Linked DNA regions of Mus musculus: region 2 is linked to region 1. Evidence: chromatin loops called from intact Hi-C (ENCODE). Cell type or tissue: left cerebral cortex. All regions are shown on one strand. Links, peaks and the distances in the headings refer to the core of each region. The heading gives the core; the rest is flanking DNA.

Region 1 (15,864 bases), core at 5,191-13,190:
AAAAAAAAAAAAAAAAAAAAGTCTCAAAGTCCTAGTAAGAAACAAGTCATAGAAAATATAATTTAATGTGCAAAAATTCACTACTTTGAACACCTCCAGTGAAACATCTGTTTTACAGAATGAGTGTTGATATAGAAAAAGTTAAAGTGCTTATGTCTTATAAGGGACTTGTTGCCCTACAATGAGAACACTCAGTACTTGGTGGTCTTAAATTGCTGTTGAGTTTTAATTAAAAAACAAAATCAAACAGTCGCTTCTGAGTTTCCCTTCAGTGAAGGAGACAATAACCGCATTTCCTTGAGCACTTGTCTAGATATACCTACATCTCCCTCTTGTGGTTGAAGTCCACGGCATACACAATTTCTTCTTCTCCATCTTTGACTATTTTCCATATTGTCCCTCCTATCATATGACCAGCTGGCAGGGGTGTGATAGACAAACCATGTCCTTTGCCTACATCAAGAAGATAATGACAATTCTGAGATTTATTTTCACAAGCCTAGGGCAGTTGTATTTTTAAGTTATGTTAACAGCAACACATTCAACAGTGGCACAAAGTTCAGTGCTTACAGTGAAAAGAAAGCCCCCTCTCCTGTCTGTAGCCACTCTCCTCCCTTAATGGAGATAACTGTTCTCATTTCATTATGTGTTCCCCTGGAGGTATCTATCTAGATACAAGGGCAGCAATGGGACTTACAAGCCAGTGAGTGCACTGTTACTCAGCACAGACTGTGCACTGTATCTGTAGTGCCGTGAATTGAGCCCAGAGCCTCATATATACCAGGCAAATACCACTAGGCTACATCCTGAGAACTAAGTTTTGATATTTATTATTGCACAAATAATTGCCGAGTTGGTTCCATATCTGTTAACCTAACCTGATGGAATAACAATTCAAACCTTATTATGGTAAAGAATTTACCCACAGAAAAGCTAAACAAAGTAAAACTGCTAAGACTACACCACGCGTGGTCATTCTGTGGCTTATCATTAGCATCAAATGTTACTGTGTCACTTTTCTTGGTTGACTCATTTTTCATCTTTTAGATTTATTTTTATTTTATGTGCATTGTTGTTCTGACTGCATGTATGTCTGTGTGAGGATGTCAGATTATCTGGAACCAGAGCTACAGACAGCTGTGAGTTGCCACATGGGTGCTGGGAATTGAACCCAGGTCTTCTGGAAGAGCAGCCAGTGCTCTTAACCGCTGAGCCATTTCTCCAGCCCCCATTTTGTTTTTTGTTTGTTTTTTTGATAGGGTTTCACTGCATACAGCCCAGGATCTTGAACCTGCTATATATCCTAGATAGGCCTTGAACTCATGATCCTTCTCTTAGCCTCCTAAGCATTGGGATTACAGGCATGAACCACCATACCAGCTACTGTGCCATGTATTTAATGCTGGAATGTTTAAGAAAACCTATCAGGGCTGGTGAGATGGCTCAGCGGTTAAAAGCACCAACTACTCTTCCAGAGGTCATTAGTTCAAATCCCAGCAACCACACGGTGGCTCACAACCATCCGTAATGAGAAACAAATAAAAAGCAGGGCCAGAACAAGAGGGAGAAAGCGAGGGGGGAAAAAGAAGATGAAAAAGAAAATCTGTCACAGGCTTCCTGGATGCAGATTTGGTACTTAATAAAATAATACCTTATTAAATAATAAGTTTTCTGTTCTGCCGCTCAAGTATTTAATTTGCTTTAGGTGCTACATTTCGGGCTCTGAGTCAGTCTGTCTCCTGAACCTAACCATAAGTTCCCAGGAGGATCCAGACACAGCAGCTCTTTTTAAGCACTGTTTCCCACCCAGATATGAGGACCCTAAGCTGGTAATATTTTGTCAGTATTTAGTGTGAAATAATGTGAAATTCAAGTGGAAGTTCTAGGAAGAAATGCTACTTTTTCTTTCGATCCCCCACTGCCTGTGATGTTTGTTGTGAACTCCTTTCAGCACTTTTCAGAAGGCTAAGACAACTCCGTTGTCTAAGCTTGTTATGATGCAGCTACGTGGGAGATTCCTTGCCCAGCATGAGTGAGGCTCTGGTTGGATCTCCTGGGACTGTAAAAACTAAAAAGCTAAAAACACAAAGTCAGGAAAAAGGAACAACAAAGCTTCCACGCCATTTGTCCGCAAGTTTACGACGTTACCTTTCAGGTTCACAATCTGAGAGAACTTCAGCTGCTGTATTTTGTCAAAGGCTGCATCCACATCATCCAATGTAAAGAGGGTAAAATCTTCTGTATTGTGTCGAGACTAAAAGAAAAACAAGCCAAATTAAATGATTAAAAATGACCACGAGTGGGACACAAACGCCTCTCTTATAACTGTTCCCATTACCTGATAGAGGTCGTACATGAACATCTGGCCCATTTTATACACAGGAATTGTTGCATAGATGGCACAGTTTAGACCCAGCTTCCCCACGGCGAATGGGAGGGCACCGAGGTGGAGTGGATCAGGATGAGACAGGAGCACTGCATCGATCTGGTGAACATGCCTGTGAATACAACCAGGAGGCAGCCCGGTCAGTTCTTTGAGCAGAATGGGCAGAGCCACCATCATGATTCACCCATTCTAAACTCAAGGCTATGCTAAGGTCGAAGAGCAAACCCAAGGGCTAATGCAATGACTCCCCCTTCCCCATCCCCATGAATTGAAATTTCTACTGTTATGATATCAGATGCGCACTAAAACACTTAAAAAGGAAAATATAGACAGCACATATAAGTTGATTTTAAATGGTTATCACGTACACTATTAAGTGTTAAAGGGGCAGCATTTATATGACATAGTTGTTACTGACTTTGCTTTCTAACTTGGTGACAAAAATGAAATGCCAGTTGCAGAAATACCATTAGCCAGGGAAGGACACATCCTCAGGGACAACAGGAATAAAGGAGATGCCTTAGAGATGTGTTTTTTCTTTTTGGCTTCAAGCTCTTCTTTTTCGTTCACTAATAGTAATAATGCTGCAAATGTAACTGACTTTCCCCTCTGACATTTGTATCAGGTGGGTACATGAATCAAGTCACAATGTTGAATATGGAGACACAGAAAGTGAGGTCATGTGATGGGAGGACAGAGCTTTCTCAGGGAAGTGTCCCTCTCCTCAGGCTTTGAGACTCCTGCTCTTTCCAAAAATTAAAGAGCACACTTTCTCTGGTCCACTAGCAAAGTAACAATAAGGTTTTGCTGTATTACAAAAACATAATTTATCAGCTAATCAAAACTTTGTAAATTACAATGGCCATAATTTAAGTTTTTGTCATAAATAAAACTTATTAAATTAATGATAGCAACAGTATATAACATCAAATGATGTCATGAAAGTGTAGAAAAAAACTTGAGGGTAGGGTCTGGGTTTTTTTTTTTTTTTTTTTTTTTTTTGAGACCTGGTTTTTCTTGTGTAACTCTGGATACCTGGAACTTGCACTGTAGACCAGGCTGGCCTTGAACTCAGAGATCTGCCTGCCTCTGCCTCCCTAGTGCTGGGATTAAAGGCATGCGCCACCACTGCCCAGCTGAGGAGTTTTTAAAGCTGATTTAATAAACCTTAGAAGTCTGAACTGTTACTTACTTCCTCAGGGAATCAATAATGTCCACAGAGAAGTGTTCATCCCAGCCACAGTCCAACAAAAACCTAAACTCATCAACCTGGAGAAGATAGCAAAGAGCGGACTCTTCTTGAACCCCAGAGAGGGTGGTTAACTTGATGATAGATGTCATCTTTCTGGTCCAGTAATGGGTAGCTAAAAGGGCCTGGCAAATAAAAATATAATTAAACATAAAAGTGCAGTCCACATAACAGGCAGGTTATTTCAAATTTTTAAGTACACAGAAATTCCAGGCTCTGATTAAAAGTTAGCAAGCTAAATCCATTCCGTTCGCCCAGGGCAGGCCTGTGTACTGGACTTTGGAATCACTGATCCAGATGTCAATCCACTCCTACAGGATCCAGGGCAAGTTAACTAACTTCTCCTCACCTGGGGACTCCAGTCCATACAACATTAGCAGTGATATACATTTACACAGGATGGAGGAGTCCATGTAATGTGGAGATTATCTAAAGCATAGACTACACCATCCATATTGCTCAGTACTAAGTGGCAGTGAGTTAAGAACTTGTTTTCCAAGGCCAATCAGTTTTTCCTTTAGCTGCACGATAAGTTGGCATGGTTTGTTTTTCCCTCTAAACAAGAGGTCATGCATACACTCTCCAGAGAATCAGATTAGAAACCAGATATCTTCCTTTCTCCTGCAGTCCTTAACACACAAGCAAAATGTATACATTCATAGAAACATGGTTTTCAGGAAGCTTAATGTTAATACTTGTGCGACACTGTAAGCGACTGAAACTATCTTAATATTTCCAATGATTTTGACAGTATCTTATGTCTGCAATTCTCAAAACAAAAACTGTATGTGGGGACACCTACTATACATTTTCCAGTAAGATTAACAGTCTTGTGGTTAAACTTGTGGGATGAAGCTTTTGGTAAAAGTGAGATGGCTCAGCAGGTAATGCAGGGTCTACATTTAGCTGATCCAACTCTCTCTTGTTGATTACTTTTTTACTCCGTAACAATGTTCATAAATATAATTTTGCAGAGAATCTAGGCAATATTCCTCAAAAATGTCTTCTATTTTGTTTTGAACACAAACCTGGGGTCCCATGTATGTTAAACAAGTGTGCTAGCACTGAGCTAAATGCCCAACTGAATCATCTACTTTAGCTCTCACTTTAATGATGGAATCAAAGTGCTTGCAAAGAACTGGATGAATTCACATTAACGTTTACAGAAAGACCCAAACTTTAACAGATGAAAAGTATCTTTTATGGTAAGTCTGTATCTTTTCCAGATTCATTACCTACTGATATTTCACCCGAAGATATGACAAAACACAAATTTATAAGTTTTTTATAAACCTTTAAAAAAAGTCTCGTGAATGTAATTTACGTCTATAGTGAGAATTTTTTTTTAAAGGCAGTTATGTCATTTGAATATGTTTTTGTTTTAATCCTGGGTGTAGCTCAAGAGGCTGCTTCCCAGGGGGGCGATTATCATTTGTTGAGTGTACTAGCAGGGGCGTGATCTTTGCCAGCTGCAGATAGTTTACATTTGATATTTTGGGGACTCAGGAGAGCCCCGAGAAGGCCTACTTGACAAGGCCTACAGTGGCTTACTGATGGTTCTTGTTGTTGTAGTTTGTCAAGTGGTCCTGAGCAAAGGGAGAAGTTGGAGATAGCCTGACCACAATGCTGGATTTGTGCCAAGGAACCCAATACCCCTAATCAACAGGAAGTAGTCTTAGAAGGTCTATGTCGTCTTTCCCCTCCTACCTTCTTTCTCTCCTACCTAGTGTTTGGGGGTGGAGGTGGGGGAAGGCGTTGGAAGGGACTAGGGTGGAAGAGGACTGGAAGGGAGAAAGTGTAAGATCCCAGTAACACAGCTAAACAAATACAACAATATACTTCCAGCTATAACTTTGGTGTTTTAATTTCTGTCTTTCTCTAAGGCATCATGAGCAACAGAAGAAGTGCTTGCTTTTTTAGACAAGTTTTCACTGTGAAGTCCTTTTGGCTGACAATATAGCACAAATGGCCTCAGATTCTTTAACCTCCTGCCTCAGCCTCTAAAATGCTAGGATTCCAGGCATGTACAATTATGCCTGGCCCTATAGGTTCCATTTTAAAAAACGGGGTGGGAGAAAGGACTCAGAGGTTAAGAGCACCTGCTTTTTTTATAGAGGACCTGGGTTCACTTCCCAGTCTCTACATGGTGGTTCACAATCATCTATAACTTCAGTTCCTGGGGATCCAAAGCCCTAGACTCCAAAGGCACCAAACATGTATGTGTTACACATGTATACATACTGTAATATCAAAAATGAATTCAAGACCACCTAGTACCTTCCCCCTTCAAAAGGACTTTCCAGACTGTCCTAGCAGGCCAAGTACAGAGCCAGATAAAGAAGCTGGCTGACTAAACAAACATAGAAACATAGTTTTAACCGTCAAAATGACTAAGCTTCCAAAACAAGATTAACAATGCCCCTGCCCCGCCTCACACTAAAAACCTCAAGGACAGACAAAATGAGAGTCACCGTATACAAACCAACCAATGTCTAAAAAGGTTATTGACTACACCAATTAAAATAAGTCAAACTACCCTGGTGCCTATATCCGGCCCTTACAAAGTTATGACAAGTGTGTGTGTGTGTGTTTTTTTTTTTTTTTTTTTTTTTGTTCTGGGTCTCTCCTCTGGCCTGCGTGCTAAGAGGGGAATCCCCAACATGTTGGAATAATAAAAATCCTCATGCGGTTACAGCAATGGTGGTCTCTGCGGTCCTTGTGAGTGAGGGTCTTTTGACGAACTACAACAATACAAGCAAAAACTCATATGCATAAAATAAAAAAATCTAAAAGAAAAGAGATACATAAATTGTAAGGAGTTAAATTTACAAAAGGGATAAAACATAAGTAATTATGGGCCAAATTGGTTATAATCTGCTTATATATACACTACTCAGTAAGTGAATCTTAAAAATTCTCAAGTGCTTCTGTTATTGAAGGAACTAAGATTACTTATTAAAGATTTATACAGTCAGGGCAGAAGGAGAGAAAACATTCAAAAGACTGGAATAACATCAGCTAAGACGAAACCCACAAAGCTAGGAGGTATCAGTGAAAAATTCAGCCTGGCATGCTTCCATAGAAAGACAGACAGACAGACTGACCAAGTGAGCAGCAGAGGCCCTGCAGAAGGGCCCTGGATACCCTGGACCTAGTTCTGTAGGCGATGCAGAGGCATTTAAAAATTCATTTTTTTAAGTAGGAAGAAGGCAAAAAATGCCTTAAAAAAAAGTAGGAAGAAGGCATAATACAGGCAACTGTGCTGATGGAAAATAGGCAGATGTGCATGACTGAACACCAACAGAAAAAACACAAACATAGAAAAGGGGAAATTGCTCATTTACACTCAAAACACCTCTCCACTTCACTGATGCTAAGACTAAAATTTTTTTTTGTCTCAAATGTCTTTTTTAATTCCTTATCAATTAATGGGTTATTAGTCAAGTAACCAAGGCTGAAAGTCTTCCCTTTATTTTCTGGGACCATCTCCTATCAATTCCTGATTGCTTCTCCCTCAGAACACCTTGCACGTATACTATCTCCCATCTGTTCTTACTGCCGATACCTGAATGGCAGGCCTCATTACCTTACATTTGGGTTTCGCCATTTCATTCTCGGCAGCTTTCCCCCTCTTTATCTCAGTGGAAACACTCCTGCCAGAATAATCTAAAACATCCCTGCAAACACTATCCCTTGTTCAAGTCTTTGAAGGAAGGGCTGGCAAGATGCTCAGTGGTTAACTTAACCCTGAGTTCAATCCTCTGCACCCACGTGATGGAAGAAGAGTGCCCACTCCACCAAGCTGTCTCTGTGGCCTTCATTTGTCTGCTGTGGTAGATGTGTGCCTACACACACACACACACACACACACACACACACAAAACAACCTTTAAAGGTATCTACTGCCCTAAGAGGGAAAAATAAAAACAAGTAAAAACAAGTAACTGAATGTTTTTACAGGGAGCGAGGTGAGGAGGAAGCAGGAGCTGCCTGAAACCAGTTTACTATTCTCTCAAGGTCTGGCTCAAAGTTTCCTCCTTTCTCATCCTTCTTCCATTATTAGTCTAGACTAATGTGAGCCACAGATGTAATTTAAAAATTTCCCAGCCACATTTACAGCAAAAAGAGGTAAGGCCTGGTGTTTTAACGGTGTCAAATCATCACTTCAGCAGGTCGTCATTTAATGAGTCAGTTTCCAGGGTTTTTGCACTGTGTTCGGCGTGTACTTTCCAGTTCATTCCCATTCAAGCCAACCTCATTTCAAGCGCTCAATACTGCATGTGGCCACTGTAATAGCAGAGGTCTAGACTCCCAAATAATGCTTTGGGCTGGGGAACGTTGTGGTTTTGCCACTGCGTAAGAGCAAAGTTGGCACCACCCTCTTTTTATGTCCATGTCTCAGACCGATTTCAATGGTATTACCAACCATCAAGTTTCGCAGACTAAAAACCATTCACCCACTACCAGTAAACTGGCAGTCACAGGTGGAACCCTATGTAGGTGGCATTTGCTTCATTTCTTCAGGTGGTTCTTCTCCTGCCTCAGCGAAGGTTCTTGTTGCCTTACCTGAATGGCTGACACTGCATCTAGTTTTCTTATCTCAGGTTGGTCCTGCATAGCCTTATATGCCAGATCATCCTAAGACATAAATACCTCCTGCCCACTCCCTGCCAAGTGTGCACCAGCTTCCTGCTGACTAAATGCAAGACAAGCTCCAAGACCACTCACAAGCCGACCTAATCTGCACCTTCAGTCTGCACCAACCACTCTTCCAGTTTTTGATTTGTTAAAAATCTCCCCAACAGTGCTCAGCCTTCTCAAGTTTTTAATCCCTCTTCTGCACCCAGGAATAACTTTGTTCTCCCAGGCTTAGCAAATTCCTCTTGATCTGGCTCAGGTGCAAGCTTTTCATTGTCCCCAGGTAAAGCTTCATTACTTAGCACAAAGGAGGCAGGAGGAGTGTTTGCCAAGGGATGATGATTGTGTCCAAAAGCGATCATCTTTGCATCTCCCAAACCAAGCACAGTGCTCGAAGCAATAGAAATAAATGTGCTGAACGCACTGAACCCACCATATCGGGAATTCCCCCAGGGCAGTGACTTCGACTACCTCTGCTTCATCTCGAATATATACCAGATACTTGCTTTCTCAAGAATGATCGTTCACGCTGAGGTCAACTAATGAGAAATACGCAAAGACGGATCTGGACTAGTCCTGGGGCTCACAGTGGGAGAAGTCTCTCTTTAATCGTTCAGGTAAAGAAAGGCTTTGAAAGGGGCAAAGGAATCGTAAAATTAAAGGGTAGAAAAGTAGGCATAGATGATGCTTAAGTTCTCCTTGTCACAGGGGCCAGAGTACTGGGGCTGGATATGGCCTGACTTCTGGTTTCCTGAAAAGTACGTAAGCAAGGAAACTAGGAATGGGATCTTGGGAAACGTGGTGATTGTGGTAGCGCCGAGAGAAGTTAATTCTATCAAGGCGTGGCATGAGCCTCTCAAGGGTCTTTGGAATTAAGGAGCTACGAAGGCACCTGCTGGCCTCGTGTTCTCTGAGCCCAAGATGGGAAAGGCAGAGATGGGGAGGCTTGGGGAGTACGGCGGTACAAGGGGAAAGAGCCCAGGCTGGACGCGGATTAACTTTTAGCTCCAGCTGATGAAAGCTCAGAGGAACTAGACAGGAGGGAGGGCAAGGAGGAAGCATAGGCGCGCCCCAACACCCCGAGGTTTCAGCCCGGGGAAAAGTCACTTCTCTTCCCCCTTGCGGAACGCTTGTTCCAGGAACCACGGAGACTGTCACAACCGAAACCGCGGGAGCGCGTCCGGGCGACACCGGGCCGACGCGGGAACCCATCCCCTTGAGGGCCTCCTCCCAACCCGAAGGCTCCTTTCCGTCTCCCGTCCTCACCTGCCAGGCCAATCTCCCCCCGGCACCGTCCGCCGCCCTTCCCAACCCCTAGTGGAACGCAGGTCGGAGAGCGAGCAGAGCTAGCGCGCGCTCAGCGGCGGAGAGCAGCCGGCAGGAGCCCCTGTGTGGTGGCCGCCATCTTGGGCCTGAGCAGAGCGGCTGAGGCGGGGACGACCCGGGCGACACCATCTGTAGGGGTGGTGACGAACCGGGTCAGGGAAGAGGACAGCGCAAAAGCTCGCAAACCTTGTCAGCCTGGATCCACGTCTTATTCAAAACGTGTCGCGATCATTCACAGCTTAAGATGTACGGGATTCGCGCGTGAGAAGGGAGAGAGAAGCGCCGGTTTGCCGACGCCACCCCCTCTCATCAGGGCTGGCGCGGCGAGTGGCAGCTCCTTAGGTCACGGCTTCCGCCGGCGCCAGTGGCCTAGCTCCCTGCGGCTGTCCTTGGTCGCCTTGTCACCAGGCTGAAGGTGGGTCTGGGGACCCCGGCGCCACCCGTGGTGGTGATGCGGGCGGGAGGGTTCTGGGGAACGCTCGCATGGAGGGGAAACAGGGTCGCCTTCGGTGACCCCTGCGCGCTGCCCGCCCCACGCCTTTTACAAAGACTGCTCTGGGGACGATCTGATGGCCTGGCTCTCGGGGGACTCGGAAGGGTTCTCAAGGATCCGACTCTTGAGCCCACAATAGGGAATGCAGCTCCTATCCAGAAGCGGGGCGCGGTCGCCCAGGCGTCTGTCTCCTCGTCCAACTCTCCTGATTGTGAAACCCGCACGTAGCCATTTGCCTTTTAAAAACAAGGCTTTCTGCTTGGTTTCCAGTCCGTGTTATGATCTCAACGGTTTCGGTTTTGCTCCATCCATTCCATATCTTAGGTGACACTTTGTAATAATTATAAAGAACTGTGGGGTCCAGTCCAACACAAGGTATTATCTCTTAAAAAGTCTACATGTGCCTGCAGTGGTGGTGGCGCATGCCTTTAATCCCAGCACTTGGAAAGCAGAGGCAGGTGGATTTCTGAGTTCAAGGCCAGGCTGGTCTACAGAGTGAGTTCCAGGGCAGCCAGGGCTTTAAAGAGAACCCCTGTCTTGAAAAACAAAACAACAAAAAAAGTCTACATGTTTCCAGCATGAATCCAGATAGAAGACTCAGCAAAATAAGACTCACAGCAGTGTCTGTTATTCTTGAAAAGGGAAAGAAACTTTAATCCCAGCACTTGGAAAGCAGAGGCAGGTGGTATTTAAGGGAAATACCTTGTGTTAGAGAAAAATATTAAGAAATATGTGGGATGTGGGGTTAGTTGTTTTTTGTTTTTAAAAAGTCTCACACACACACACATGGAGAGAGAGAGAGAGAGAGAGAGAGAGAGAGAGAGAGAGAGAGAGAGAGGCTCTGCAAAGAAGAAAAGAGAGGAGGAGTTATTTAACTGTTTACCTCCGTACACAGGAGAGAGAGTAGAACAAAAGAGCTTAAGCCTGATCAGGATACAGATTGTCTGGGGACTATGCTAATCCTGACTCTTTACCCTATACTTAAAGCAAGTTACTTTGCCACAACTAAATTTGGATTTCTTCATCTGAAAAAAAAAAAAAGCCCCAATCTTGAGACATGGTTACTTAAATCTGCAGTCTGTGGTGAGGAGTATATGAATTAGCTATGACGCAGAAACGCCTCGTCCATGTGGCCTACATCTGTAACTCCAACTACTTTTGAGGATGAGGCAGAGGGATAGTAAGCCAGAGCTTCACAGTAAGACTGTCTCAAAAAACAAATACAAAACAAACAAACAAAAGATTCAGTTCTTGTTAAAAGCTTGCCCAAAAAAAAAAAAAAAATTGGATCACTTTAATATTAAAAAAATAAATGACCAAGCCGGGCATGGTGGCACACGCCTTTAATCCCAGCACTCGGGAGGCAGAGGCAGGCGGATTTCTGAGTTCGAGGCCAGCCTGGTCTACAAAGTGAGTTCCAGGACAGCCAGGGCTATACAGAGAAATCCTGTCTCGAAAAACCAAAAAATAAAATTAAAAAAATAAAATAAAATAAAAATAAATGACAAGACAGAGTGTGTGGCTCTGATACGGTGTGTGCTTTTCAAAGCCAAGGCTGCTTCCCTCCTTCTCTCACCCCCTTCTGTCTGCCTCCCCCCCCCTCTTTTTCTTGACACAGTTTCTCTGTGTAGCCCAGGCTGGCCTTGAACTCAGAGATCCTCCTGCTTCTGCCTTCTTAGTGCACCACCACTGCCCAGCCTCCCAATTCTTTTTTTAAAAATACCACAGTACCAGGCAGTGGTGCACAGGGGAGGCAGAAGCAAGCAGATTCCTGTGAGATCCAGGACAGCCAGGGCTACAAAGAAACACTCTTGAAAAGCAAAGCAATAATGCTATATTTTATTTCTGAAATAAAAACAAAATTCTTCTTATGGCCCCACATGCAGAAAGGCACCTAGAGCTAGAGAGATGGCTGGGCTCAGGGGTTCACAGTGCTTGCTGCCTTTCCAGAGGATCTGAGTTTGGTTCCCAGCTCTCCACTCACAGCTCACATGTTGGGTGGCTCACAACTCCAGTTCCAAAGGGCTGTGATACCTTTGGCCATCTTGGGTTCCTGTACGCATATGCACAGGCACGCGCGCGTGCACACACACACACACACACACACACACACACACACACACGTACAAAACGTTAATAAAAGAGACTATTAATATGTGCTCTCATAAGCACCCGCCAGGAGTATAGTCCTTAAGCAGTTAGTTGGCCCTGTCCTATTGGTAACATTCTTAGCTCACCCACACCAAACCTGAAGTGCAGCTTGTCCTGGTCCTCACTAGATGAAGCTCTATGGATTTAGGTCCATGACCAAGACCCTCGCTCTAGTTCCCCTCTTACCCATTTTCTGGTGAATCATTCTGACTCACAGATGTCCACTTTTGCCCTCCCTGCTCATGTCCTTGCAGAAAGACATCTCTGTAGATGATGTTCACTGCATTGCTTCCCAAGCCAGTTGAGGAGCTACTGAAATATGAGGTGCCTCTCTGGGACTAAGGGTTTCTCCTATGGATGATACTCCTTCATGATGGCTGTGAATTCTGTGAAGCATCTGTTTCTTAGTACCATTGTCATTATACCTCCAGTCTGTAGAAGTCCATGTGTGGCAAGAGGCCCATAAGGCTTCCCTCTTTTCTTCTTTTCTAAGTAAAACCAGACCAAACCCATCTATGCCAATAGTAATGACTCATAGCCTACAGGTAGCTGTGAGCTTATTTTAAACTGCTATGAGCTGGGAATCCTCAAGTACTTGTTAGTGCAAAAATGCTGTCTTAACAGCTGTATAAACAAGGAAGCTAAGGACTTTTTTTTTTTTTTTTTAAACATTTGTGTGTTTGGGCATGCATTTTCTTTTTTGTTTTTTGTTTTTTTTCAAGACAGGGTTTCTCTGTGTAGCCCTGGCTGTCCTGGAACTCACTCTGTAGACCAGGCTGGCCTCGAACTCAGAAATCCGCCTGCCTCTGCCTCCCAAGTACTGGGATTAAAGGTGTGCCCTACCACCGCCTGGCGTGCATGAATTTTCACGCCACAGCACACTTGCTGGTGCAGAGGGTAGCAGACAGCTCTCAAGTGTCAGCTCTCCTTCCATCATGTGAGTGCTAGGAATCAAGTGTGGGTCCTTAGACTTGATGGCCTTGCCTTTACTTGCTGAGTCATCTTTCTGGCCCTTAAGTTTGCAATAAGGGCAGAAAGTGTAGGTGGCCACTGAGTTTGCCAAACTCCAACACAGTCTCCTGAACACAGACATTGACTAGTAAGTATTTTAGAGTTGAGTGCTATTAAAAGTAACTTCCTTTACCATCTCCACACTTGACTGGCTCAAGATTATAAAGGTAATCAGATCACTTGGTGAGCTCTTGGTTAACATGTCAAGAAATACTTTAAGTGATGCTACTTAATAAAAGGGAAGAGAACAACTGTCTTATAGGAAATGAAGTAAGATTGGCTTTACTTACGTTTAAATCTCCAAGAAGCATTTGTATTCAAATCAGTGGGTGAGTTGTAGTGTCTGGAAGGGCCTATGTGTGGCAAGAGCCCCATAGTCCTAACTCATCTCTCTCCTGAACAGAGCCAGGTCAAACCAATCTCTCAGAATTCTAGTAGTAATGGTTCTGTTAGTCCAGCCTCATCTTGGAGGTAAAGCCAGATTCTCCAGTTTAAAAAGGGCTTCCCAGGTGGTACTGATGTGTAGTTAAGGTTGAGAATTCCAGCCGTAACTAGGCAACAGACTACAACATAACTAACAGATGACTAAATTGTAAGTATATATTTATCTCTTCGTGTACTACATAATAATTTTTAGAGATAGGTGATGTTCAAACAGAAGTTTGCTATGTGGAGTATTACATAATATGAACTTTATAGTAACTGCAACTTTTAACTTAATGGTTATAGTCTAACACTGACTTTAGGAACTAGATTCTTAAAAATTTGAGAAATAATTAGAACTGTGTTAGTATATGGACCCGCTCAGGTAGAGCAAGAATGTGATCTATGAGCACAGATTAAGCTAAGCACTCTTGCTGGCAGTAGTGTGTTGCTTCTCCTAAGGTTGACATGTCCTCTCAACCACTGTATGTGACATATTCATTCACATGTGGATGTGGTTTTGTTTCTCATCTGTGTATACAAATCGTAACAGGAAATTGGTGATGTTTTTATTGAACTCAGTACACAGTTGCTATTTTTTACTTCCTTGCCATCTATAATAGGATCCAATGCCCTCTTCTGGTGTGTCTGAAGACAGCTACAGTGTACTCATATACATGAAATAAATAAATCTTAAAAAAAAAAAGGTAAAAAGCACCAGAAATGTCTCAAAAGGAGGGGAAGTGTGCTGTGATACAGGTGGCGTTGTGAGAGACCTGAATTTTAACAGCAGCTTGCAATCAATAGCTATTTGAGTTAAGCTGTTGCTTTTTAAATGCATTTTATGTGTATGCCTGTTTTGACTGCATGGATGTATGTGTATGTACACCACATTTGAGCCTGCTGCCCTTGGAAGTTAGAAGTCTTGGGGTCCTCAGGAATTAAAGTTATGGATGGTTGTGAACTGTGTGTAAGTACTGAGAACAGATCTACGTCCTCTGAAAGAACAAATGCCTTAACCACTAAGCCATCTATCTCTTCAGCCACAAGTTCGTATCCGTATAAAATGAGGATGATAAAAGTTACTCCACATTCTATATAGAAATATGATAACTTAGTATCTAGTACCCAATCTATACATTCTCTTTCCCTTTTTCTTTTATAGTAATTTTTGAATCTTGTGATATTGTGTTCTTTTCAATGTTTTTATCCTACAGAAAATAATTTTCAATAAATTTTTCTTTACTTAAAAAGTCCACTACTAAAATATTAAATTTGCATTGCATGAGAACATCTGCAAATAGATTACACATATGAAAGTTCTGAAGTAATGCAAAGTACAAATTCTGTTTTTGTAGGTAAATTTAAAAATTTCCATTTCTTGGTTCTACAGCATATCAAATCACTGATGAAGTAAGAAATAAGATTTCATAAATAGTGCAATGCAGTATAATTTTTTATTATGTTGTGTGTGTGTGTGTGTGTGTGTGTGTGCGCGCGCGCGCGCGCGCGTATGTGCATGCAAACATGAGGGTCAGCGTACAACCTGTGGGAGTGGTTCTCTGCCTCAGTCATGTATGTGGGTTCTGGAAAGCAAACTCAGTCAGACTTGGCAATAAGTGCCTTCATCCAAAAAGCCATCACACTGCCCCGAGAACAGAGAATTTTATAGTAACCATTATCATCTAATCTTAATGAATTTTTGTTTGTTTTGTTTTTTGACACAGAATTTCTCTGTGTAGCTCTGGCTGTCCTGGAATTCAATCTGTAGACCAGGCTGGCCTCAAACTCAGAGATCTTCCTGTCTCTGCATCCGGAGTGCTGGGATTAAAGGTGTGCGCCACCACTGCCAGGTTTTAGTTAGGTTTTAATTACTTTCTGATGCCAAGCAAACCTAAAGAGGCTTTTAACAAGCCTCATGTCCACAGCTAGCTTCCTATTTCAGATGCAGTTTAAAAGATGGCTTGTTTTAAGCCAGGTGCGGTGGTTTTCACTTGTAATCTGAGTACTAGGAAGGCAGCCAGGAGCTTCTGCTGAAGGTTCGAGGTCAGCCTCAACCACATTGTGGTTCCAGAATATAGCTGTAGTCAAATCAAGCTGTCTATAAATAAATAATAAATAAATAATCTCCAAACCAAAGTGTACTTATTAACACGTTAATTGTACATATTAACATAATCCCTGTTC
Region 2 (15,864 bases), core at 3,549-11,548, 760 kb before region 1:
AATGACTCAAGTTTCTGCAGAACACTTTCTGATTCTGTTCCAAAGATAAACACAGCTCCAGTACTTGAATCTTCAGTAAATGCTCAACACTGTGGATCAGTTCTTTGAACCCTAGTAGAAGCATCTGAAAATGTTTAAGACAAAAAGAGTTGGACCCGCCTCCATGGACCTTATTATTGTATGTGAGGAGGTTTGCAGGGTTTTAAACACTAACTGCATGGTGATTTCCAACCACAGTCCAAAGTTTTCTAGGACTTTATGTGTGGGAATGCACAGTGGTGCATTCGTGATGAAAGGATGAACAATGAAGCAGCACAGTAATCACTTGTGCCAGGGAATGGAAAAGACTAACCCTACCCATTTGGTACAAGCATTCGCATTTGTTTCAAGCGGTGGTGACTTACTCATGTGAGCACTTTATCTCGTGACTCCACCAAAGAAAAGCTGTTTGTTCCTTAAACAGATTGTAAAACAGAATCAGATTCTATACTTCCGGGGGTTTTTACTTTAAAGTTAATGACATCTAAGTCAAAAGTGTGTACTAGCGAAAAAAGTGCCATAGACACTTCTGCAGCTAATCTATTTACTGTGCCTGCACTCAAGTATTTCAGTGAAAAAACTTCAATGCGATTGTTTCATTTCAGGTAGGGTTGTAAATAAAATGACAATGGCACGGCTGGTAAAGTTTGAAGAATTGTTTGTTTGCAAGGACACATATTTTTGTTTGTTTTTTAAAGGGGATTGGAGGGAGCTAAGCAATTTGGTCCAGTGGAAACTGGGATCCTTGGAGAATTGGTAAGCCCCAGGCCAGTAAGAAAGACCCTGTCTCCAAAATCTAAATGGATAGCACCTGAGAAAACATGTTCATGGTTGTCCTCTGCCCTCCATATATACACTATGGCACCCAACTTAACATTTGTACAAACAGAGATAAGGGAATGTGATTTTTTTTTTAAAGAGCAGATTAACCTTGTAAACTAACCATTAATAAATTATATCTGGAAATGCCTTTAATCCCTGCAAAAGCAGTTGGGTCTTTGAGTTCAAAGCCAACCTGGTCTACAGAGCAAGTTCCAGGTTAGCCAGCGCTACACAGAGAAACCCTGTCTTGACAAAAATAAAAATAAATTGCTACTACTTCCATACTAATTATCATTAATTAATCATTTTTCCTTAAGTACAGAGATGGAATCTGAAGCCAGATAGATATCCTGGGTTCAAATCTTACTTCATCTGATTTTTTACTGTTGTTTTCAGGCAGGGTTTCCCTATGTAGCTGACTGTACTAGCACTCACTACATAGACTAGATTTACAGAGATCCACCTGCATCTGCCCCTGAATGCTAGATTACAGGAATGTGCCACCATACCCTGCCTATGGCTCTTAGCTTGGCTTTTCCAGTTACTTACCCTGTCCATGGACAGGTTATTAATTCCTGAATACTTCAGTCTTGTAAAATGGCACTTGTCCCAGTAGCAACAGCTGCCTTGGTATTGGGAGTAAAGAGTTGGTGAAGAATACTTCTAAAACATTTCTGCAGCATGCATATTAAAAGCACTCAAAAGATGCACCTGATTCACAGAAGTAGTTTTGTCAAACTGTTTCCCTGAAATACTGAATATATTATAGCAAAAGATGTGTTATTTCAGCAACTAAACTGAGTTGGTTTTTGAGTTTGTGGGTTTTGGTTTTTGTCTTATGGGGGGTTTTTTGGGGGACAGGGTCTGTCTTTGTAGCTCTGGCTGTCCTGGAACTTTTCATGTAGACCAGGCTGGCCTCCAGCTCAGAGATTCGTCTCTCTGCCTCTCAAGTGCTAGCATGATCAAGGGCATGGTCCACCACCAGGAGTTCATAAAGTAGATTCTGATGCTTTTGAGATACAACCAAAAAAGATTAAATTTTGCCATGGAATTTTAGCCTCTCTGTTCAAATACAGCAGTTAGTGAGGTTGCTGAGAAACTTTAGGACTAGGGTTATACAACACAGTAGTTAAGAGTTGGCTTGTATGTTCGAGGATGTCAGTTTGATCTTTAGCACCACAAAAAGCTCCCAGATGGTACAATTTGGGAAAAAAAAAAACCTTCACTAAAACTCATTTTCATTTTTGGTATGAGTCAGTATACACAGGTAAATAGTTGATGTTTGTACACAGCATGGGATGTTGTGTCAGTGGTGAGGAACTGCATCAGGCTAAAGTGCTGCTCTCATTCATAAGGTTGTTGTTGTAGCTCTAAAGCAATGACTCAAAAGCCATGGTTATTAAAATGGTGTGAAATGTGTTAGTACTACTACCACTGGATACCCTGATTTCACCCAGGAAAGGAACAATATCTCTTCAGTGATCTGTGCTGGTACACCTGGTGTCTGTGTTATTTCTAGACTTCAACCATTTCATCTGTTCAGTTCCTACATAGTTTTTCAAAGAACTATAGATTAGTGGTTTAGATAGCCATTACCCAAAAAGAAAAGAACAAATTCTGTGTATCTAAATAGCCATCATCATGGCTGGAAATGTAATTCAGTGGTAAAAGTACAAAAAGCAATGGGTTGGTGGTGGCACAAACCTTTAATCCCAGCTGTTGGGGAGGCAGGGGCAGGCAAGAATTTGAAGCCAGCCTGATCTACAGGGCAAGTTCCAGGACAGCCAGGGCACACTGAGTAACTGTCTTGAAAAGCACAAAGGCTTAGATTCTATCCCCAGCACTCTCCCCTACCTACCCACCTCCCCCGAAAAAAACAGAAAGGTGATAGCCATCTCATTAATTTTCTACCAATTCCATGTAAACTGAAAGCAGGATTAGTGTCTTAGTCTGAAAATTTTTAAAGCAAGCAAAGTAATTGTATAAAATTTAAATTTTATGATCATGGTCAGACCTTTTTACATTTAACACAATGGAAATATTTTCCCCAATGGAAAAATTTCTGAATCATACTATGTTGCACATAGAATAGAAATAAAAAAATTCAGGCGCTTATTCAAGTTTCTAAAGACTGCAGGTTACAAGCCACTATTTTACTTCCAAACTCTGAAGTCATCAACATGATTGTGTAGTACTATATTTCAGGCTTTACCTAAAAAGTCATTATTCAGATAAAGTAGTCAGTCCTCTTGTCACTTTTTAAGTCTCGTTCCACCACAACTTCCTGAGACCTGTGAAGAAACTGCAGTCTTGTGGTCAGCCACTATACAGTGCTGGCAGTCTTACAATAAGGGAAACCGGTGATGGGTGTTATGTGTCAATCAGTTGTAGTCTGCTGATCTGATTAGAAGCCTTGACAAATGCCTGATGACGATTGCAGATAACTGCCAAGCATATGGGGATAATACAGTAGCCCACTGTTTTGGGATCCGCTCTCGTACAAGAATAAAGGAACAAAAACATCTGTAAGTACGGAATCAAGAAAATAATTGTCCACAACCAAAAGGGCAGGGAAAGTAACCGAGCTTTCAAGGAGTGTGTCCATGTGGTTCCTTCCCGAGGCTCCTCAGGGTGCTGCAGAATGTGTTCCAAAGCCAACCTGTTGTAAGTCTCATTGATTTCAAAAACATAATAAAACGCTGCTGCACTTGCTAGCAAATACAGTCCCACTCCAATCCATCCCATCCGCTGACGGAAGTTCATCATTCTCCATGCTCTGTGCCTTCAATGCAAACACAGAAAAATTATTGTTAAGGTCTAATAATGTTGCCATGGCAACTATTCCAAGTGCACATGATTTAAATTCAAGAGTTCTGAAAAGCACGAGCATTTTAAGATTTAACAGCTGTAAACAGCTTACAGGTGGTTTTATATAACAGTTGTAAGCACATAAAAATACTGGTTTCAGTGTCTACTGAGTGCTGTTATTTATGTGAACCCCAGAGTGAATGAATCATCACTTCTTGCTTGAGTAGACCCAGTACACCTTCGTTTCAGATAATGAAACATCTAGTTTCCCCACAGGACGTTGCTCTTGACAGTTGAAATGCTTTCTGGCTTAACACTATTTCAGACGTGGGCACTGGGTTGAGTTCTACTCGTTAAACCAACGTCGGAGTCCCCAAGTTAAGACGGTAACTCTTTCAAACACTTACAGTGGTCCCGAAAATCTTCCTGTTCCCCCTGCAAGCGAGCAAGAGTCACTCAGTTCTGAACAGTCAGGTGCCTTTGGCATTTCAGAACAAGCCACCTTAAGAGAAACCCTCTGGGTCGCGCAGCTGAAGAAGGTGAGCGCGGCGGCGGGAGCACGAGCTAGTAGTGATTAAGCTCAGCGTGACTACGGCTGGTCACGCGGCGGCGGCGGGCCCCGTCGCCCTCCGGAGCCCCAGGCGGGGGGAACCACCTGGAGATGCCGGGCCCGCCCCCCACTGCACCCGCCGCCGAGCTGAGCTGGGCAGTGGCGCCAGGCTTGGCCTGCAGAGGCCCGAGCTCGGCTCCCGGCCGGACGCCGGGCCAGCCTGACAGCCAAGCCGAGCAGCCCCGGGTCTCACCTTCCTGTCCTGAGTGGCCCGCCCGCTCGCAGTCCCGGATACCGCCGCATTCAGAGCTTCCGTCTAGGGCCGGAAACGCGCGCCGGCCTCTCATGACGTCAGGCTGTCAGCTTCGCGCCGCCTCCAGAGGCGGTTGTCTGTTCCCTGAGGCGTTTGCTGCGGTCGTTCTTCTGCCCTCGGCCGGGAGGCGGGCGCGGGGAGCCCGGGTCTCTCCTAAACCCCGCAAAGGTCAGACGTCCTCTCCGGGACCCAAGCGATGTATCTACGGGCAGGTGATCCTGATGGCGTTCGTTTCTAAGCGCCTGTGGCGGGTGGGCGGAGGAACTGCTCGGGAGTCAGACACGGTTAACTTAACGTGGATGCTCTGTTTTCTCAGGCTCCCGGACCTCTGCGTGTTAAAGAGACGAGCACGCACATCACTGTAAGCGGCGGCGGCGGCGGCGGCGCCCTGGTCGAATTAGAATTTAAATACTCTGAGCACCATGACACTGAGACTTCTAGAAGACTGGTGCAGAGGGATGGATATGAATCCTCGGAAAGCACTATTGGTTGCCGGCATCCCTCCGACCTGCGGAGTGGCAGACATAGAGGAGGCCCTGCAGGCTGGCCTTGCTCCCTTAGGGGAACACAGACTGCTTGGGAGGATGTTCAGGAGGGATGAGAACAAGAATGTAGCCCTGATTGGGCTTACAGTAGAGACTGGCAGTGCCCTGGTCCCCAAGGAAATACCTGCAAAAGGAGGTGTCTGGAGAGTGATCTTTAAGCCTCCTGATACTGATAGTGACTTTTTGTGCAGATTAAATGAGTTTTTAAAGGGGGAGGGCATGACGATGGGTGAATTAACCAGAGTTCTTGGGAATCGGAATGACCCTCTCGGCCTAGACCCGGGCATAATGATCCCTGAAATTCGAGCACCCATGTTAGCACAGGCATTAAATGAGGCCCTTAAGCCTACCCTGCAGTATCTGAGGTACAAAAAGCTGAGTGTGTTCTCAGGCAGGGATCCTCCAGGACCAGGTGAGGAAGAATTTGAATCTTGGATGTTTCATACTTCCCAAGTAATGAAAACATGGCAGGTGTCAGATGTAGAGAAAAGAAGGCGGTTGATAGAGAGCCTTAGAGGTCCAGCATTTGAAATTATTCGAGTCCTCAAGATAAACAACCCCTTCATTACAGTTGCAGAATGCCTGAAGACGCTTGAGACAATATTTGGGATTATTGATAATCCTAGAGCATTGCAGGTCAAATACCTTACTACTTATCAGAAGACTGATGAAAAGCTGTCTGCCTATGTTCTAAGGTTGGAGCCTTTATTGCAGAAACTGGTTCAGAAAGGAGCAATTGAGAAAGAAGTTGTGAATCAGGCCCGTCTAGACCAAGTCATTGCTGGGGCAGTCCACAAATCAGTTCGAAGAGAGCTTGGGCTGCCGGAGGGTAGCCCAGCCCCAGGCTTACTGCAGTTGCTGACACTGATAAAAGATAAGGAGGCCGAAGAAGAAGAGGTCCTCCTTCAGGCCGAATTAGAAGGCTATTGCACTTGACCCAAGACCCAAGGCTGTCATGAGCAGAACAAGATGGAAGAGCTCATTGCAGAGATCAGCCCATCCACTCTTTATGCTGCCAAAGTAACTCGCCCTTTGTCGTGTTGTTTACTGAATGTCTCCCCAATGTTTTACTGATAAAAATGATGTCATTCTACACTGATAATTATTTAAATCAAAAGACCATTCTGCTAGTACAGTGTCCCAGCAAGTCAAAAGTTTATATGCATGTTTAATAGTCATATGTGATGGTGCTATCAGTTATCAATAGTTTTCAGGTGTTGCCCACATTTATGCTGAAGACCCTGAGCCAAGGCTGGTTAAGATATTTAGTTTCTTTTATTAAAATCAGTTATCGATTCTGTGCAATCAAAAAGCACAACTGAATGCTGTGGTCAGTTCTACAACTAGTTTTAGGTTTGTGACTATCTGATATGTTGCCAAAACGTCTGCTTCTAAATATCATTTTCTTGGAGTAATAAAGAAATGATAATAAAATATTTGATCTTTGTATACATTGTAATACTACATTTGAAGGAAAATAATTTTTTGGCTTTGTTTTTAAGACAGTTTCTCTGTGCAGCTTTAGCTGTGCTGGAACCCACTCTATAGACCCAGGGTAGTCTCAAACTCAGAAATGTGCCTCCTGAGTGCTGGAATTAAAGGCCTGCACAACTACACTAGGCTGAACAAAAGTTTTTATAGTGTGAATCTGAAAGCCACTGAAATTACAGACTTAGTTCTTTGAACTCTTGGCACCTAGGGGATAGGAACTTGCTTGTTTGACAGGAACCAGACTATAAACAGATTGTGGCGAGTAGTAGGCCCATCAATATTGAATTTTGAGGGAGAAAGGGAAGATGAAGGTTTGTGTTTTTCCAACCCTGGTGCTACACACCTATAACCCCAGTGCTTAACAAGTAAAGCCAAAGTCAGGAAGACTGGCCTCTCAAGGCCAGCCAGAACTACAGAGGGAGGCCCTACCTCCAAAGAGAAAACTACATACAGGGAAACTAAGATCACCTGGGAAATGGATGTATGCCCAAGACGAAGCAGGCAGTAATGAGAGCTGTTCTGGTTCTTGCAAAGCTGCTGTTCTCTCTACTAAGGGAGGGAACTACACAAAGAATCAAGGCCAGACTGTCACCGTGTGTACATGTAGTCTTGGGAGTGTGATAGATTACTCTGAGTTAGGAATACATGGAAAGTTTCCTTATGTTCTCCACTGCAGAATGGCATGTGGACTCTTGAGAGCTGTGATTCTGCTCATGTTTGTATAGTGGCTTAAGATACATTATGCACTGTCCTGCAGGTCACTCATTTGCTGCCTCGGTGAGAAACTTTACATTTTGTATAGACACACAAGCATTAATAAATGCCACGCCTCTTCTGTATGTGAGACCCTAAGCTGAGGGGGTAAACTCGACAGGATAATCCCTGCTTTGAAGGTTTATTCAGACTCAGTATTAATGGCTGACATTGGATGTATCCTTGGCCAGCGACTAAGTACTAGCTGAAGAAGAAGCTGTCTCTTCCCACCTCCCATTTTATGAATAAGATGAGGCACAGAAAAATAACTTGTCTGTGGTTTTACAGGTAGTAATGTGGCTAGCCCCTGGCTCCAGGTCTTTTTATTCTGGGTAGATCATAGGCTCAGAGATCTTTAGGTGCTGGTCTTTGACGCATATATATATATATATATCCCATAACATTTGGCAGTGGTGGCAACAGACAGGTGGAGAAGAGTGCCACCTAGTGTTATAGCTCTAGGGGCCTAGGATGCTAGACCCTTAATTAAGCATTATAGATCTTGTGGAAGCCTCTAGTAACCCCACCCTTTGCTCTAAAATACTAAGTTATTGGGTAGACCTCATTACAAGTATTATAGCTGTTGTATAGACTTGGGAAGTTATTATTCCTTCGCCTTGCCAGTGTTAAATCGTACAGGTCTCGGGGTGTCTGAGACTTGTAAAAATCACAGAAGCTCTCTGAAACCTCCAGTGACAAGGGCCTGCTGGTTTTCATTTCCAGCTCTTTACAGCCTTCTCTCCTTTATCTCTGCCTCTTCGGTTGTCACAACAGCCAGCCACACAGCCATTTTCCAGCTCTGCCTGCCACTCCACTGTCTGCTGTTGCTGCCACTCTCCTGGCTTTATATTGCCATCTTAGCCTCACAACTAAGAAGTAAGCTAGAAATAGGAAAGGAGGGCTGGAGAGGTGGCTCCTCGGGTAAGAGCACCGACTGCTCTTCCAGAGGTCCTGAGTTCAAATCCCAGCAACCACATGGTGGCTCACAACCATCTGTAATGGGATCTGATGCTGCCTTCTGGTGTGACTGAAAACAGTTACAGTGTACTCATAAATAAAATAAATCTTTTTAAAAAATGGCAAGGAAACACTACTGGAGAGAATCTTTTATTGGGGAGGCAGCACAAGAGGTTATCTCCTGGGGCTGGTGAGATGGCTCAGGGGTTAAGAGTGTGACTGCTCTTCCAAAGGTCCTGAGTTCAAATCCCAGCAACCATATGGTGGCTCACAACCATCCTTAACGAAATTGGATGCCTCTTCTGGAGTGTCTGAAGACAGCTACAGTGTACTTACATATAGTAAATACAATAAATAAATAAATTTAAAAAAAAAAAGAGGTTATCTCCTAGCTGACAAAGTGAGCTCAACAGCCTATGAAGGCTAAGGAAGGGTGTTTGTGCCACTTTGAGAAAAACTTATATGTAAATGAAGAATTGTGTTTGCACCAATCACAGCCTTGTCTGAACACTAGCATCGCAGTCACTGCTAAGCTATCAGACAAACTCTCCTTCCTTGAAAATGGTTGCAAGGTCATCTAGGATTCACTGACGTTGTGCTAGCAAACATCTAGTAGAAGCTGACTTAGGCCTGGCAGAGGCTGTGCCTTGGGGAGCTGCAGTTGTGTCGTTTCAAGGTGTTCACACAGTGTTCCAAACAGTGATGTCATACAGATAGCTGGCTGGCTTTTGACAGCCCGCTTGCTCAAAGCAGCCAACAGTGGGTAAGTCCAGCAGCTGGTGATTGAGAAGTCAAATTGCCCCGTCAGCAGGAGTGCTTACAGTTTTGAAAGAAGAACAACTTATTAGCAGTGATTTTAGCCAAGCTCTAATAATGTTTAATTCCTGATGAGTGTTCCCACGGTCTCCTTTATCAAAGTGACAGGCCAGGATTTACATCGAGCCTGTCCATTGCCAGTCCTTGATCGTCATAAAGATTGATTTGTTTTTAATATTAGGTGGGTATGTGTGCGCATCATATTCATGCAGTGCCTGTGGAAGCCAGAACAGAGAGTGGTGGATTCCCCTGAGGCAGGAGTCAGACCGGTGTGAGTCATCATATGAATGCTAGAAACCGAACCCAGAACCTGTGCAAGAACAGTAAATGCCCTTCACTGTTGAGCCATCATTTCCTTGGCCCCCAGAGTCCCTTGTTCTTAAGCTGTTCTAGGTTAGCTTGTTAACTTCTCACAGGAGCCTGTCAAAAAAAATACAAAAACAAAAAAACAGTGTCCATTCTACAGACAGGAAGCTTAAGGTTCAAGAAGATTCAGTGCCACCGGGCAGTGGTGGCGCATGCCTTTAATCCCAGCACTCGGGAGGCAGAGGCAGGCGGATTTCTGAGTTCGAGGCCAGCCTGGTCTACAGAGTGAGTTCCAAGACAGCCAGGGCTACACAGAGAAACCCTGTCTCAAAAAACCAAAAAATAAAAAAAAAATTAAAAATCAATTCTAGATAATATAAATGTTTGCTTCCATGCACAAAAGCCATAAGAAAATCATGTAACTCTGGAACTGGAGTTACACAAGATTATTTGCAGCCATGAACGTGCTCAGAAGGGTCCTCTACCTGCTGCAGCAAATCCTCTTACCTGCTGAGCCACCTCTCCAGCCCACAGTCAGCTTTTCTTATGGTCTTCTGCATGCATCTGGTGAATACTATGTAATTGAGGAAACTAAAAGGATTTTTTTATTGGTTTATAAATTGAAAATAATAAAAGCACATATGCGCCCTTTAAACAGCCATGTTGAAACAATGGCACTAAAATGTCACATTGACATACTAGGACTTGAAGGGGAATTTCTTTTTGTTTAAGAAAGAAACTCTCGGGGGCTGGTGAGATGGCTGCTCTTCCGAAGGTCCAGAGTTCAAATCCCAGCAACCACATGGTGGCTCACAACCATCTGTAACAAGATCTGACTCCCTCTTCTGGTGTGTCTGAAGACAGCTACAGTGTACTTACATATAATAATAAATAAATCTTTAAAAAAAAAAGAAAGAAAGAAACTCTCAAAGAAATGAAAAGAAGGTGGTATTTCCATAGCCAGGGGACTTCCGGGAAGAGCTTCCTCACAGCCACAGAGTAAGCACCATAGTGTTAGTTCTAACCCAAAGTAAATTCCTGGGAGTTGATGTCGATGTAAATAACGATTGAATAAATATGGGAGAAAAGATGAATCTTTACAGAAGAATGTCAGATAATTCATGTGGCTGCTTTACCCTCTAGGAACTGTGTAAGTTACTTTCTGCTCCTGTGTTGAAAGAAAGAGGGCTTTTTTGTTTGTTTGTTTTTTGTTTAGGGCTCTGTTTTCTTGTTTGTTTTGTTTTGTTTTGTTTTGAAGACAGGGTTTCTCTGAGTAGCCCTGGCTGTCCTGGAACTTGCTCTTTCTGTACACCAGGCTAGCCTCGAATTTACAGAGATTTGCCTGCCTCTACCTCTCAAGAGCTGGGATCAAAGATGTATACTACCACTGCCCAGTTTTTGGTTTGGTTTTGTTTTGTTTCCTTTTTTTTTTTTTTTTTTTTTTTTGGTTTTTTTTCCAGACAGGGTTTCTCTGTGTAGCTCTGGCTGTCCTGGAACTCACTTTGTACACCAGGCTGGCCTCAAACTGAACTCAGAAATCCACCTGCCCCTGCCTCCAGAGTGCTGGGATCAAAGGCGTGCGCCACCACGCCCGGCTTGTTTGTTTCTTATATTGTTTTTTTGTTGTTGATTTTGTTTTGTTTTGGCTTACCGTTCCAGGGGCAAAGTCCATGATGGCAGGAAGGCTATGACATCAGGCTGCCAGATCAGGAAGCTGGCTGGTCACAGTTTATCATTCAGGAAGCCTGGAAAGCTAACTGGAAGGGGGGTAAGGCTATAAACTCTCAAAATAGGTCCCAGTGAGCAAAGTTCCCCAGTATTCCTCCAGAGAGTGCCACCATCTGCGGAACAAGTGCGCATGCGGAGCCCTTGGGAGATGTCTGCCATTTAAGCCACCCCGGAAGCAGCATTTGTCATGCTGCTTCCTTTTCCCTTTGCAGGTAGGCTCACCTTGGTGACATCTTTCTAAGGATGAGCTTGTGGAAAGGGACAGGAATAACTTTCCTTGGAAAGACCTGGCAGATGCCACATTAGCATCAATGGTGTCACTGTGAAGCCGTCTGGACCCCAGGTGCAATGGGATAAAGCCAGGCTAATTAGGAGAAATACACCATAGAAGCCCAATTGAAAACATTTTCTTCAAGGACTGAAAAACTCAGGCTGAAGAGATGGCTCAGTAGTTAAGAGCACTGACTGTTCTTCCAGAGGTCCTGAGTTCAATTCCCAGCAACCACATGGTGGCTCACAACCATCTGCAATGGGATCTGATGCCCTCTTCTGGTGTGTCTATACATAAAATAAATCATTTTTTTTTTTAAGTAATAAAGCAGAACCCACAGAAGAAGGCCGCTTTTCTAGCTTGCTTTCCATGACTGGCTTAGCTTGCATTTTTATACAACCCAGAGGGCCACCTGTTCAGGGGTGACACCACAATGGGCTGGGTCTTCATTAATTATCAGTCATAAAACTGCCCCTACAGACTGGCCTATAGGCCAAACTCAAGGGGGCATCTTCTCTCTGGAGGTTCCCTCTTCCCAGATGACTCCAGCTGTGTCAAGTTCACAAAAGCCTAACCAGCATTCTGTATAGCACTAACTAGCACTGTGCCATGTTTTTTCTTCAGATGGCACAAATGCACAGCCCTAAAGTAATGGTAGGGTGTAAGGTACCCTGGAGTCAAATAGTATGTAAACACAAAAAGTGTTTTATGCTGCAGAAGTCCAGCATGCTGGGGTCTCCCATTACCAAGATAAACACCCGATTGAGCTTGAAGGCATATTATGGGAATTCTGGAATAGGTGATCTTATCTTGTTCTATCTCTTAGAGACATTCCAAAACCATTATGGGGCATGGGAGCCGGAAACTGTTGCCGACCCATTGTCCTTGCTTCAGGCCAGGTGACAGACGGCAGTTTCTGACTAGCTGCCTCAAGCCTGGGTTTTCAGGCCTAATCTCTTGAACTGCCAGTTTGAAGCCTGTCATAGAGTCAGCCTGTCTCATCAAGGGAAGGGAAGTGAGTATGCAGGAACTCTGCACTGGCTCTGTGACTTCTCTGTAAAGTTTAAAACATAAGTAAAATTGTTCACACCCATTAAGTCCTTACATGCACATAACAAGCACAGATGCCACCAATCACTGGAGAGGGAATCATAGGAGTGCCCACCTTTCCAAAGCTATGCATTTAATCACCACTAAAATGATACAGAGCACTGGCTAGATCCAGACCAGTCAGAGCAGAATAGATCTCTGGTCTACACAGCAAGTTCCAGATCAGCGGAGGTTACATAGTGAGACCCTGTCAGAAAATAAAAATGTTATATATTTCTGCTTTGTTTCAGTGAAGACTTCCTATTTGTGTAATGTTGCAGAGGTTGAACAGATAAAGCAAATGAAACAAGAGATAAAATATGAAAAGACATTTCTTTTCTCTTAAGTTTTGTTAAGAGTTATTCACACACACAACTTTTAGGGAGTGGCCAGGCCAGCTGCCCAGGATTCCTCCCAGAGCAGGTCCAGCCTGGGGAACTACCTGGTCCTTTTGAGCTTCGTGCAGACCAGGGCAGCTGAAGGGATAGGTGTTCCCATCTTCCAGGAACTCTGCTGGACACTTGCTGTCCTCCTAAGAACAACCCCTGACCTTTGAGGATTTTCCCCACCCGAGTGGCTCAGCCCCTGGTTAGACATGGGCAGATGCCAGCCTGTAAGACCCTGGTTAGACATGGGCGGATGCCAGCCTGTACGCTGCATTCTTCCTGGCTGTGCCCATGGATTTAGAGGGCACGTGACACTGCAGTCGATTGTCTAGATTTCAGCTCCCACCTTCCCACTGAAATGTACACTCTCCTAGTCCAGCTTAGTGCTCCTTGTAGGTCTGGTTACTCCAGTTTCATCACAATGCCACTCTTGTTTGGTTATTTGTTGCAGTGGTGGGCATTGAACCCAGGGCCTTGTGCATGTTAGGCCAGCACTCTGCTGCTCAGCTATATCCCCTGCACCTTGCTTTACCATTTTTTCATACTTGTGTACGTCTCTAACTGTATACAAGCCATATGTGTTATACAAGCCTGCCAACTCCCCTAAATTGTAATCATTCAGGCTCACTCAGTTCCTTTGGGTTAGAATCTAGTCTGGGTGTTCGGGGGTGGCTTGTCAGTGATGTCACAGGCCTCAGCTACAAGACCCTGAAGCTGTGTGAGGCTCTTCACTCATCCAGCTATTTGTTCTGAGTCAGCTCACGCCACGCCACATCCTAACACCCAAAATTGTGTCTGCTGGGACTGTCTGGGTGACCAGGGTTTCCTTACAACACAGTAGGGGGCTTTTTATTCCAAAGGGCTGAGCTGTTTTTGCTTCATAATGGAGAATGGGCAGTTCCTATTAAATGTTCCTCAGGAGACAGTATACCCAGTGGCCATATCTGCAGATAGAGGGCTTTTCATATGCCCCAATCCATATGGATTGTGAAAACAAGACATAGACCTATCCTGTGCATAGGCATTGTCAAGTGTAGTGATTCAGAGAAACCTGCGTACATCTGAAACGACTAGTCTTTTTTTCTTTTCTTTTTAACTTGAAATCTGATAGAAAAAAATATAGCAACCCAAAAAACTAGCTCTTCAGTTTTCTCTTTCTCTTTCTTTTTTTTTTTTTTTCTCCTGATTTTTTTCTTTAAAGGTAGTACTGGGGATTGGACCGAGGTGTGTTCTAAGGGCTAAACATGCTTTAATAGTGTGCTGTGCCCCCGGGCCCCTCAGAATTTGTTTCATGTCCAATAAGTTCATCCCATGGGAAAATGCAAGTCTGCCCTAGGAAGAAGGCTTGTTTCTGTCATGGAAGAAACACACTACAAATTCAGCAACTCTCTCACTCACCCAGGAGGCCCTCTACTGAATCCAAGAGCCTGCCGGAGTTGATGTTCTCCAGGCCTTTTCTGGCAACCACAAGGTATGTGGCTTCTTCCTGGGGTTGTGTATGCTCAGGAACACTGTCAGGCTACAAAAGAAATGTGCCCTGGGTTATAACCTCAAGAAAAGTTAAACAATCAAGTTTGGATACACTCAAAAATGAATGAATGAATGAATGAATGAATGAATGAATGAATGAGAAAGAAAAAGCCTCAAACAACGTTTGTTGGAGGGAGGGAGGGAGGGAGGGAGGGAGGGAGGGAGGGAGGGAGGGAGGGGATGAAGGCAGGCAGGCAGGCAGACAGAGGCAGGCAATTAAAACAACCTGGTGGGGCTGTGTGCTATTCACAGTGTGGCCACAGTGTGGCGCCACGCTAGCAGGTTAAAAGAAATAATAGCCTCACATCAGCCAGAGCACCACAGCTGGCTGGGATGTGCAGGTCGTCCTGGAAGTTCTTGGGCTGCAGGATACTTTGGGCTTATCAATTTTGCAGACAGATTGGCCGAGATAAAGTAATCTGAGAAACCAGGCACTGCAATAGTGTTTGGTGTTATTCCGAGAGCCAGAGCGAACGCTTCTGCAGTTCACAGTGCTACCCTGGCTGTACAATCTGTGCTCTGAGGGTCAAAGCCTCAAATTTAGAATTATTCTTAGGAGAAAGACATTCCTGAATTTTATAGTTTTAGATGACGCCTGTCCCAGAATTCCATTATTTGCTCTTAACTAGACTGATTAGATCAGACTGAACCCTGGCTCTCATGAGAAGTGCAGCCAGCCCTCATTCCCACCCTCTTTAGCCTTGGCTTCCAAGTCTGACAACTCTACACTCTAAGAATCAAAGATATTTTGGGGAAAAATGTGTCTGGGATTGGAAAAATGGGCCAGTAGTTAAAAGTGCTTGCTCCTTCAGGGGAGAGGGCGCACACTTTTAGTCCCAGCTCTTGGGAGGCAGAGACAGGCAGATCTCTGTAAGTTTGAGGCCAGCCTGGTCTACGGAGCTGGGGGCTGGAGGAAGGGAGAAAAAGAGTCTTTGCTGCTTACCTATGAGGTCAGCACACACATGATAGGCCAGATATAGTGTCAGAACCCATGAAACAAATTGGGTGTGGTCTTGATTGCTGTGGTAATCGCAAGGTTGTCAGAAGAGACAAGGGAATCCACAGGATTTCCTGGATCCCGAAACAGCTGAGAAAAATGAGGCTCCAAGTTCAGGGAATGGTCATAATCTAGAAACGGTTTAAAGTAGACCATGTAAGGAACTGCTGGTATTAAACCATTTTGATTACTTATAGTGCCTAATACACTGTAAATGTTATATAAATGGTTGTTACACTGTACTGTTCAGGAAACAATGGCAAGGGGGGATATATGCATGCTTTGCTCCGTGTAGACACATTTTAAAAAAAGATGTATTACATATATAGTGCTCTGCCTGCATATATGCCGGCACACCAAAAGAGGGCATCGATCTCATGATAGATGGTTGTGAGCCACCATGAAGTTCCTGGGAATTGAACTCAGGACCTCTGGAAGAGCAACCAGCGCTGCTCTTAAACTC

What was found. A loop is a pair of places that touch in the nucleus more often than their neighbours do. Peaks named below come from ENCODE experiments on the same cell type or tissue, not always from the same donor. Only the 100,000 strongest peaks of a DNase experiment are listed, where the experiment ranks them.
Region 2: a loop joins it to region 1, with 2.8 times the contacts of the local background. A loop is called at or near these places in 2 of 42 quality-filtered maps.

What each region holds. Positions count from the first base shown.
Region 1 is chr12:101,969,810-101,985,673 of GRCm38, reverse strand. It overlaps Ndufb1 (NADH:ubiquinone oxidoreductase subunit B1), which reads left to right and starts at 9,936. Exons shown (of 3, transcript NM_001378525.1): 1 at 9,936-10,014. Cpsf2 (cleavage and polyadenylation specific factor 2) reads right to left here and starts at 9,700. Exons shown (of 15, transcript NM_016856.3): 1 at 9,540-9,700; 2 at 3,579-3,760; 3 at 2,339-2,498; 4 at 2,149-2,254; 5 at 324-453. The coding sequence starts at 3,727. In left cerebral cortex, for the core only: no CTCF peak of the experiment used is centred there; DNase peaks (open chromatin) are centred at 5,267, 9,487, 9,673 and 9,922; H3K4me3 peaks cover 2,445 bases; H3K27ac peaks cover 1,797 bases.
Region 2 is chr12:102,732,379-102,748,242 of GRCm38, reverse strand. It overlaps Gm20604 (predicted gene 20604), which reads left to right. Exons shown (of 2, transcript NM_001142939.1): 2 at 4,849-8,413. The coding sequence ends at 4,871. It overlaps Moap1 (modulator of apoptosis 1), which reads left to right and starts at 4,582. Exons shown (of 2, transcript NM_001142937.2): 1 at 4,582-4,700; 2 at 4,849-8,413. The coding sequence starts at 4,955. The coding sequence ends at 6,013. Tmem251 (transmembrane protein 251) reads right to left here and starts at 4,483. Exons shown (of 2, transcript NM_177140.4): 1 at 4,077-4,483; 2 at 2,837-3,643. The coding sequence starts at 4,156. The coding sequence ends at 3,232. Gm30296 (a long non-coding RNA gene) reads right to left here. Exons shown (of 4, transcript XR_001780676.2): 3 at 15,348-15,532; 4 at 14,307-14,393. In left cerebral cortex, for the core only: CTCF peaks have their summits at 4,595 and 7,781 (motif pointing left); DNase peaks (open chromatin) are centred at 4,030, 4,536, 4,992 and 7,757; H3K4me3 peaks cover 2,705 bases; H3K27ac peaks cover 2,207 bases.